Linked DNA regions of Mus musculus: all the other regions are linked to region 2. A link is a loop called in an ENCODE intact Hi-C map of the cell type or tissue named here. Cell type or tissue: left cerebral cortex. All regions are shown on one strand.

Region 1 (2,500 bases), 1.6 Mb after region 2:
TCCTCCCAATCAGCCAGAGGATGCCTTTTCTACTGGAGATAATCCAAGAATTCTCTTATTTATCTCCACTTCATTTTTGACCTGGGAATGGATGGTAACAATGGTATATTTTAATCAAAACTCATATGTGTGCTTTAATTGTTATAATATAGTAAGAAAAGTTTGCATGTTTGTCTCTGTTGGAGTGGGGCGAACCACACATTCTACCATCGAAAAACAAATTTTAAAAGGTGCAAAATTAACACACATACTTTTGTTTGGGGCTTTCAAGTTTTTATTTGCTTTTTCATTTTATTTGTAATCATAAAATCTGATTCTTCTGAATACACTAGAGTAAACTGCCCATTTTTATTTTCAGTAACTAGAAGAGAGGCAAATATAAGTACTAAATCAAGGGGGGGGGAATTAATTTCACAATTAAGTCTTGGGGCTAAAGATAAAAACACTGAGAACCTTTTGTCACTAACTGATGTTCCATTCTGTAGTGCTTGTAATTTGTTCATTTTCCTTCCTACAACATGCCCAATATGCCAGCAATCCTACCATTAGACTCAAATGTGTCACTACATACACATGACCAACGGGAAATGGGTACAACCATAATGAAGATGCAGATAGCCAGAAGCAGTGCTAAGACCTTTGTCTTAGACTGAATGTAAATACAGTAGGAGCAGGAAAACGAAGGCGTAGGGAGCTTCTAATTTTTGTACATACAAACAAATGCTGTTCATCATATCTGCAAAAAGTAGACTTTCTTAGATTGACTTATTGACATAAATTACACAATATCTCTGGAAATCGTCAACAGTTTCTATATCAACATCCCTTGCAAATACCATTGGTTCTCAGTGAACTCCTTCTGACCTCCTGGTCCGAGGCTGTCACTGTGTGATGTACATAATTCTCTCAACACTGATCCATTACCTCTGCCCAGTGTTGGGGGTCAGGCCAATAGTGTAAAGTCAAAGATAATTAGCAGCCCTATCAATAACCAGTTACAGGATCTCCGCCCAAGTGACAGGACAGAAAAGCCAAGAGAGGACATCGCATTATAAAGTGAGAGAGATGTGCCGACATCTTCTCTGGTTCAAGCGGCTGCTATGGACTATCAGCATCACCAGGAGACCTCACTACATTAGCATAAATTCAAATGACAAATGCACAGTGCTATTCAGAGACTCATTAATTTGCAGTGGGTGCCGTGCTCATGACATATTAGTGCAAAATTCAAATGTCTTTGTAGCAATGCGAATTTAGTTGTGAGACCAAAGTCGCTAAAATGAAAATGTGTGGGTTTTTTTAGCAGTTTATTAAATTATGAACTGTGATGACTATATCCGTGCATCTTTTTAAGCAGATGAGGTCCAGCGTGCTCCAGCGGCAAACGCATGGTTTGTGTTGATATTTTCCCTTCAGACAGTTTCCTCGCAGCAGATCAGACTGTCTGCTCTGAGCTCTTGCTGCATACGGGCTGAGAGCGCCCCCTTCTGGACAAATGACAATGTCACTTGAAAAAGAAGACCAGACCATTTATTGTTTTCCTTTCTTATTTTTAACAGAATTTGATATAAAGAATTTCAGGGCCCACCTCAAACCCAAAGAAACCAGCTTGGAATCATTTGTTGTAATAAGAGAATACAACAACTTTCTATGAAACGCCCAAGCATCACCCACTGTCGAAAGTGATCTACAATTATTTTGTATGGCACTTTTTTCTCTAACATCTCACAAAATTGTCCTTAAAAATAATGTCCTGGTTTATATATGCTAAGAAAATAAGCAATGAAATATTGTTAATCATTGTATTCTTGCTCCACAATATCATGGAAAAATTACAATTACTAGGAGTTTGTTTTATCGCTTTAAAAAAAAAAGCAAGCATATCCACAGAGCCTTTTCAACAAAGCAACCACATATGTATTGTATGCATCTCAGTTAAGGAGACAATGAATAGACAGGGTAAAGGTTGACTCACATCTGGTCCAGATGTGGATAGTGAGTTTTCCTGTTTCACAGATGGTAACATCCGCCCAGTTACTTCATTACTCAAAATAGCCTTATCAATAGTGTGTTTCAAATACTAACATACCCCACAATATTAAAAACACTGCTCTAATCAGTAAAATAATGACATGAAGAGAGTTAATCTTCTCTGCAGGAATAACATAGCAAAAAATGTACAATATCAGCCTCTGTGTTTCTCGGGGTTCAGGGTTCTAATCTTGTTGCAGCAGAGTTACACCCCAGGTTTATGAAGTAAACACTCATCAACTCATGTTGATGTTTAATAGTAATAAATGTATATATATATATATATATATGTGTGTGTGTGTATGTATATATATATATATATATATATATATATATATATATCAGTCCTCAGTGGAAGGGCCAACTTGTCAAATAGTAACACACATCTGAATAAATTGGAAATCATATTAATATTTGGAAATAATTTTTAGAATAATAAAAATTTCAGAAATAAGAAATACACACCTTT
Region 2 (2,500 bases):
GTAGAGTCTAAAGAAAAGAATGCACAACAAGCCTTAACTTAAGCCTTCCAGAAAGGAGTTGGATAGATAGACCCAGTGCCTGGAAGAGATTGGTGCAGATTTCAGAGACAATACACAAGCTATTTCTATTCTTTTGGAAAAATGTCAGAGGTACTTACATGAAGGAAGACACGACCAAATTAGTCCTTGGAATATTTTCCTTTCTTAAAAGAGAGGAAGAGAAAGAAAAAAAATAACAATAATCTTTACTTTGTCCAGCCTTGAAGTGCTTCTCCACTTGATTCAAAGCTGCAGGCACGGCGACCCACACAGAACCTTCAAAGTCAATCCAATAGCAGCCCGAAGATGTCTGGGTGTACGCGTGTGCTCAAGTGTCTGTGACTGCGAGGCGAGCGAGCAGAGAGCTGGAGACGAAGTGTGCGTGTGTGCGCGCGCGAGAGGGGGGCAAGGGGGAGGCGCGCGCGGGCTTGCGCATTCGCGCGCGCACCGAAGCCGCTGGAAGAGGAGGAGGAGAAAGAGGAGGAGGAGAGAGAGGAGGAGGAGAAAGAGGAGGAGGAGGAAGGTGGAGGAAGCGAAGGAGGAGGTGGAAGAGGAGGAGAAAGTGGTTGTCTGTGGCCGGTGGGATTAAAAGTAACCAGACTCGTCCAGAAAACTGTGTCCAGGAAGGAAGTGACTGGAGACGAATGGGAAAAGGAGAGCAGCTCATAGCCTTAGATAGGTCGTGTAAAAGAGCGGGGGGTGGGGGGAATGTAAGGATACTGGGAGGGGACGCGGGGGCGGCAAGCAAGACGGAGCACACGGGGCTGGGGTTCTAAGCAGCACGTACGCTCCGGTGCTACCCCTGTCCCCCAATTCATTTTATTCTTGCCTTTGCCTGGCGCTGCCTTTTCCTTTCCGTTTCTCTATCCCAACCAGCCCAAACCGTTGCCTCTCCTCCCGAGCTGGGGAAATCATCAGTTTCACTCTTGCAAAAGGGGGGCGGGACTAGAACCTCGCAACATTTTAATAAAACAAACATACTGCAGCTCCCTCCTCACCCCTCCAGTCTCAACTAGATTGATAAATTACTCCACTACACTACTTTAATTATGTATATGGTATGCAGAATAAATCACTGAACATCAGTACCTCAATCAAGCACTTTTAAATGATAATTGCATCTTGGTGAATCAATCTTTCCATTCCTGACATTTTGCTAATTTTAGTTTTACGGTGGGGTAATGGCACATGCCATACGCAAACCTAATGACAATTCTTTATTGCATGAAAGGGAAGACAACACGGGGAGCGGCGGCTCCCTGCCTCTCTCCCCGCCGCTACAGAGGACGCTAGGCTCCTGCGCGCTCGCTCCCCCGGGGAGGCTGCAAGCCAGCTAGCAGGAAAGTCCTTCTGAAGTCGAGATCTTCCTTCTGACCAATAGGAGCGCGACCCTAAGAGCTGCTCTAGTGACTCCCCCCCCCCCCGCCCCCTTTAGATTCTCAGTAGCCACTTCATCCTTGCTCCGGTCCGCGCGCGCCTCCGTTACTCACGCGTAAAAGCCACGATCCAGGATGTCTGCAAGCCTCGATCCCAGCGTGCGCTTCCTGCCCGCCCAGAATGTATAAAGCTTTTGGCCTTGAGAGTCAGGAGGGCTAGGCTAGAAAGTGAGCCGAAAGGATCCTCCAATGTTAGTAATAAATTAATTACAAGTTTTTGAAATCTCGACTTTATCCCCGGGCCATTAACTTTCGAATCAATCTGGACAAATTTACTGAGAGGACAGCTTCCTCGGAGAATGCCCCCTCCTTCCCTCCACACCTTACTGGACTTTATCCAGGTCATTAGCAAGTAAACCAAAAACAACTTCCCAAATGCATTAGGCTCCCCTGACCGATAGATAGCGGGTGACTTCACTTATCCTGAAGAGTTTCAGCTGCACAGGAAGCAGGAGCAGACACTGATAAGAACTCTTAGGTTAAGGTTTAAGCTGTCGAATAATTTTCCATAGTAAAAATATAGGTTAACAAAGAATTGATACTTAGAAAAAAAAAAAAGGTACTAGATATCACGACCACACCTAAAAAGCTAAAGATTAAATATATCAACTATATACAAGTCAACCCTATGCATTCTCAAAATAGTGAAAGATTGCATGCCAGGAGTACTGTAGCTTGTGTAAAATATGAACATTTAATTTTTAATACTATGATTAGAGGAAGAGAAAGTTCACAGAGTACTATAATGTAGAAGATACAAGAGTAGACAATAGTAGCCCATAGAAATATCTAGCTAATTAAAAATATTTTCGAAAGTATATGTTTAACCCAGTAACTGGCTGAATTTCCCGGGAAGCTCTCCAGTAGGCCTGCAGAGTACTATTTTAATGCAGAGGGGCATTGTGCTTCAAAAAAGCCTCCTGCCTCATTGTGCTGTTTGAAGTTAGTAGCTTCTATCAGAGCAGTGGACTCAACATTTAAGCACCCTCCGAAGGAAGGCTTCATTTGAAAGCAGAAAGTTGTTT
Region 3 (2,500 bases), 580 kb after region 2:
ACCGGTGTTAGCTTAGCCAGACTTCAATTTGGAACCTCTTAGAAAGATTCAGAAAGCTCTCCGGCGCTTCATCGGACTGTTTTTGTTTCTTGTTTTCCCCTTGTCAGAATTGAAGGATAGAGTGGCAGCTATCTTTAGCAATCTGACCTAATGGAGGCTTTCATCCACTCTTTCCTCAAAGCCCACCCAATGCAAGGAACCTTTCCCAAGTGCCCTGGGAAGAAATCTCCTTGGGAAATTCTTCAGAAGGCTATTTAGAGAGCATGCACAGAGACCGAAATAGTTCTCAGAGAGATCTTGGCTTTTTTTGCTGGGAGACTGTCTGGGCTTGTTGGCCAGATACTTCACTGGGTAGATCTTTGCTCGTCAGTGTTTAGCCCGGTGAAACTTTTTTTTTTCCCCATTAGATGTTTCTACTTTCTTCTTCCTTGTAGAAAGAAGTTTCACATGGACTACTTATCTACAATAAGACGTTTGAAGAAAGAAATAACAGAAAAAAAAAATAGAAAGTAAAACACCAGGGATGTGATTAGATTTCAAAAGCTGTAGCCATTGTAAAACGAAGGCTACTGTGCCTCTTGCTAGTATCTCTTGAATGTTAGAAGGATGATGCTATAATTTAATTTTAATAAACTAAAATTCCTTCTCTGACAGGGATTCATATTATGTCTGACTTTTTAATTACCTTAATTATTTTTCTTTCATTTGTGATATATATATATAAACGGGAAATATATATATATATATATATATATATTTGTCTCTAACACAAGCATGCAAAGGTCCCTATAACCAGGACAAGGTATTTTCATTTTCTTCTGTTTTCCCTGTTGCATTCCTAACTGCATTTAATCATGGTATTTAAAAATAAACTGATTTCATTTTAGGAAGAAACTTTAAATTGAATTATTCTTAAAACTTGTGATTGCATTTTCTACATCTCCAAACTAGCCATGGAAATGAAAGGTTAAAAACAAACAAACAAACAAACAAACAAACAAAAGAAAAACTAGGAAGGTCACAGACAATCTTGAACTTTTTCTTCCCACCCCAAACTAGCCTCATTTCAGAACTGATAATATGAAATAGTATGTTGGTTCAGACTTATAGTACCCATTTCAACATCTCCACCAGGAAGACAAAGGCGCCCTGAGTCAAATATTGTCTAACAAAATAAAGAGCAGCTCAAACACCCGGCTCAGCTACTGACTAATTGCCGCAATAACACAGTGCTCAGCTTTGCTGCTGGAGAGTGAGTGTGGCAAACGGTATACTTCTTATTGGAATTAAAAGATGGCTGGGGGGAAATACAAGAATACTCTTATAAAAAAAGTTATGAGGTAATCTCGTTATAAGTTTTCCAAACTTCCTGCTGAGTGTTTGTTCCAAACGTCATTTAAATAGCATGTTACAGTGATACCTCATTTACATGGTGTGTCAAAGTGTTACAGTTTCCACATTTCTAGACGCCCAGGTCCAAGACGACATTGCATAATGAAGGGAAGGGGTGCAAGATTTTTAGGAATGAATTTCAATGTAAATAGCAATCAGTTTTTCTCTCCAGCTTCCAAGAACGGGGTGCATCAGTGATGCACTATGTATCCTGTCCTGGATGTTGCTATGCTCATGGATTTAGGCACTTTTCGAAAACATGGAGAGGGCATTAATGGCACCGAACAATTACTTTTTAAAATTCTGTTCTTTTTTCTTTCTTCATTTGCGTTCTATCACAAATTCATCTAAGCATACAAATCGTTGTTTCTCATTGGGGAGTTTATCTGCCAAAATTTTATTGCTATAGGAAATGTATGTCACTTTGGATTATCATTTGGCGCTGTTGAAGCCAGAACAGTATGAGCTTCAAACTTGGTTTTTAAAAAATCTAATTAGTATCAACTGAAAAACAAGATCCCCAAAGACATTTCTTTCTTACTTTTCCTACTACAAAAGATGATTGGTGATAAAATTACTAATTTGTGAATTTTTTTTGCTTAGACAAAACTGTATTTGACACATTTAAAGCATATTATTTTTTACTAATATACACATTTTCTTAAACTGTGCTTTAAAAATGGGGGAAATTAAATTAATCGAAAAGTTTGTACTGGTTAAATCCAGTTAGTATGGGCTGGAATGAATGAAAATAGAATAATTGAAGGCATTAACTCTTCCAGTAGCTCTCCAGGTAAACCTGGAGAAGATGGTAATCAATAAGGAAAATTTGCTAAGAATTATTTGCCTGTTAGGTTTTTGAGTGAAAGAAATGCAAAGATAATATAGAAAATCTGCACTGTGTGATCAAAATTCTTTTTTTTTCCTTTAGCTACTTTAAATTCCAGTGGGCAGGCATATGCAAAAATAGTAACTGGAATTTTCATCAAAATTAGTAGGAAATTGTATTTCTAGATACATGTATACACATTCACATGTGTATATACATCCATAATAACATGCCCACGTGTAAAGACACAAATGAACTTATCTAGAAGCTATGTGGAAA

What was found. A loop is a pair of places that touch in the nucleus more often than their neighbours do. Peaks named below come from ENCODE experiments on the same cell type or tissue, not always from the same donor. Only the 100,000 strongest peaks of a DNase experiment are listed, where the experiment ranks them.
Region 1: a loop joins it to region 2, with 7 times the contacts of the local background. A loop is called at or near these places in 11 of 42 quality-filtered maps.
Region 3: it touches region 2 in a loop (8-fold over the local background); 5 of 42 quality-filtered maps call a loop at or near these places.

Annotation. Positions count from the first base shown.
Region 1 is chr13:81,943,183-81,945,682 of GRCm38, reverse strand. No RefSeq gene overlaps it. Among named protein-coding and RNA genes, the nearest start is that of Gm41009, 57 kb to the left of the region's middle. In left cerebral cortex, a CTCF peak has its summit at 1,484 (motif pointing left); DNase peaks (open chromatin) are centred at 674 and 1,462; H3K4me3 peaks cover 1,395 bases; H3K27ac peaks cover 1,731 bases.
Region 2 is chr13:83,522,739-83,525,238 of GRCm38, reverse strand. Mef2c (myocyte enhancer factor 2C) reads right to left here and starts at 496. Exons shown (of 11, transcript NM_001347575.1): 1 at 159-496. In left cerebral cortex, no CTCF peak of the experiment used is centred here; DNase peaks (open chromatin) are centred at 501, 748 and 1,451; H3K4me3 peaks cover 2,318 bases; H3K27ac peaks cover 2,500 bases.
Region 3 is chr13:82,940,691-82,943,190 of GRCm38, reverse strand. No RefSeq gene overlaps it. Among named protein-coding and RNA genes, the nearest start is that of Gm33073, 180 kb to the left of the region's middle. In left cerebral cortex, no CTCF peak of the experiment used is centred here; DNase peaks (open chromatin) are centred at 38, 249 and 1,407; H3K4me3 peaks cover 253 bases; H3K27ac peaks cover 2,500 bases.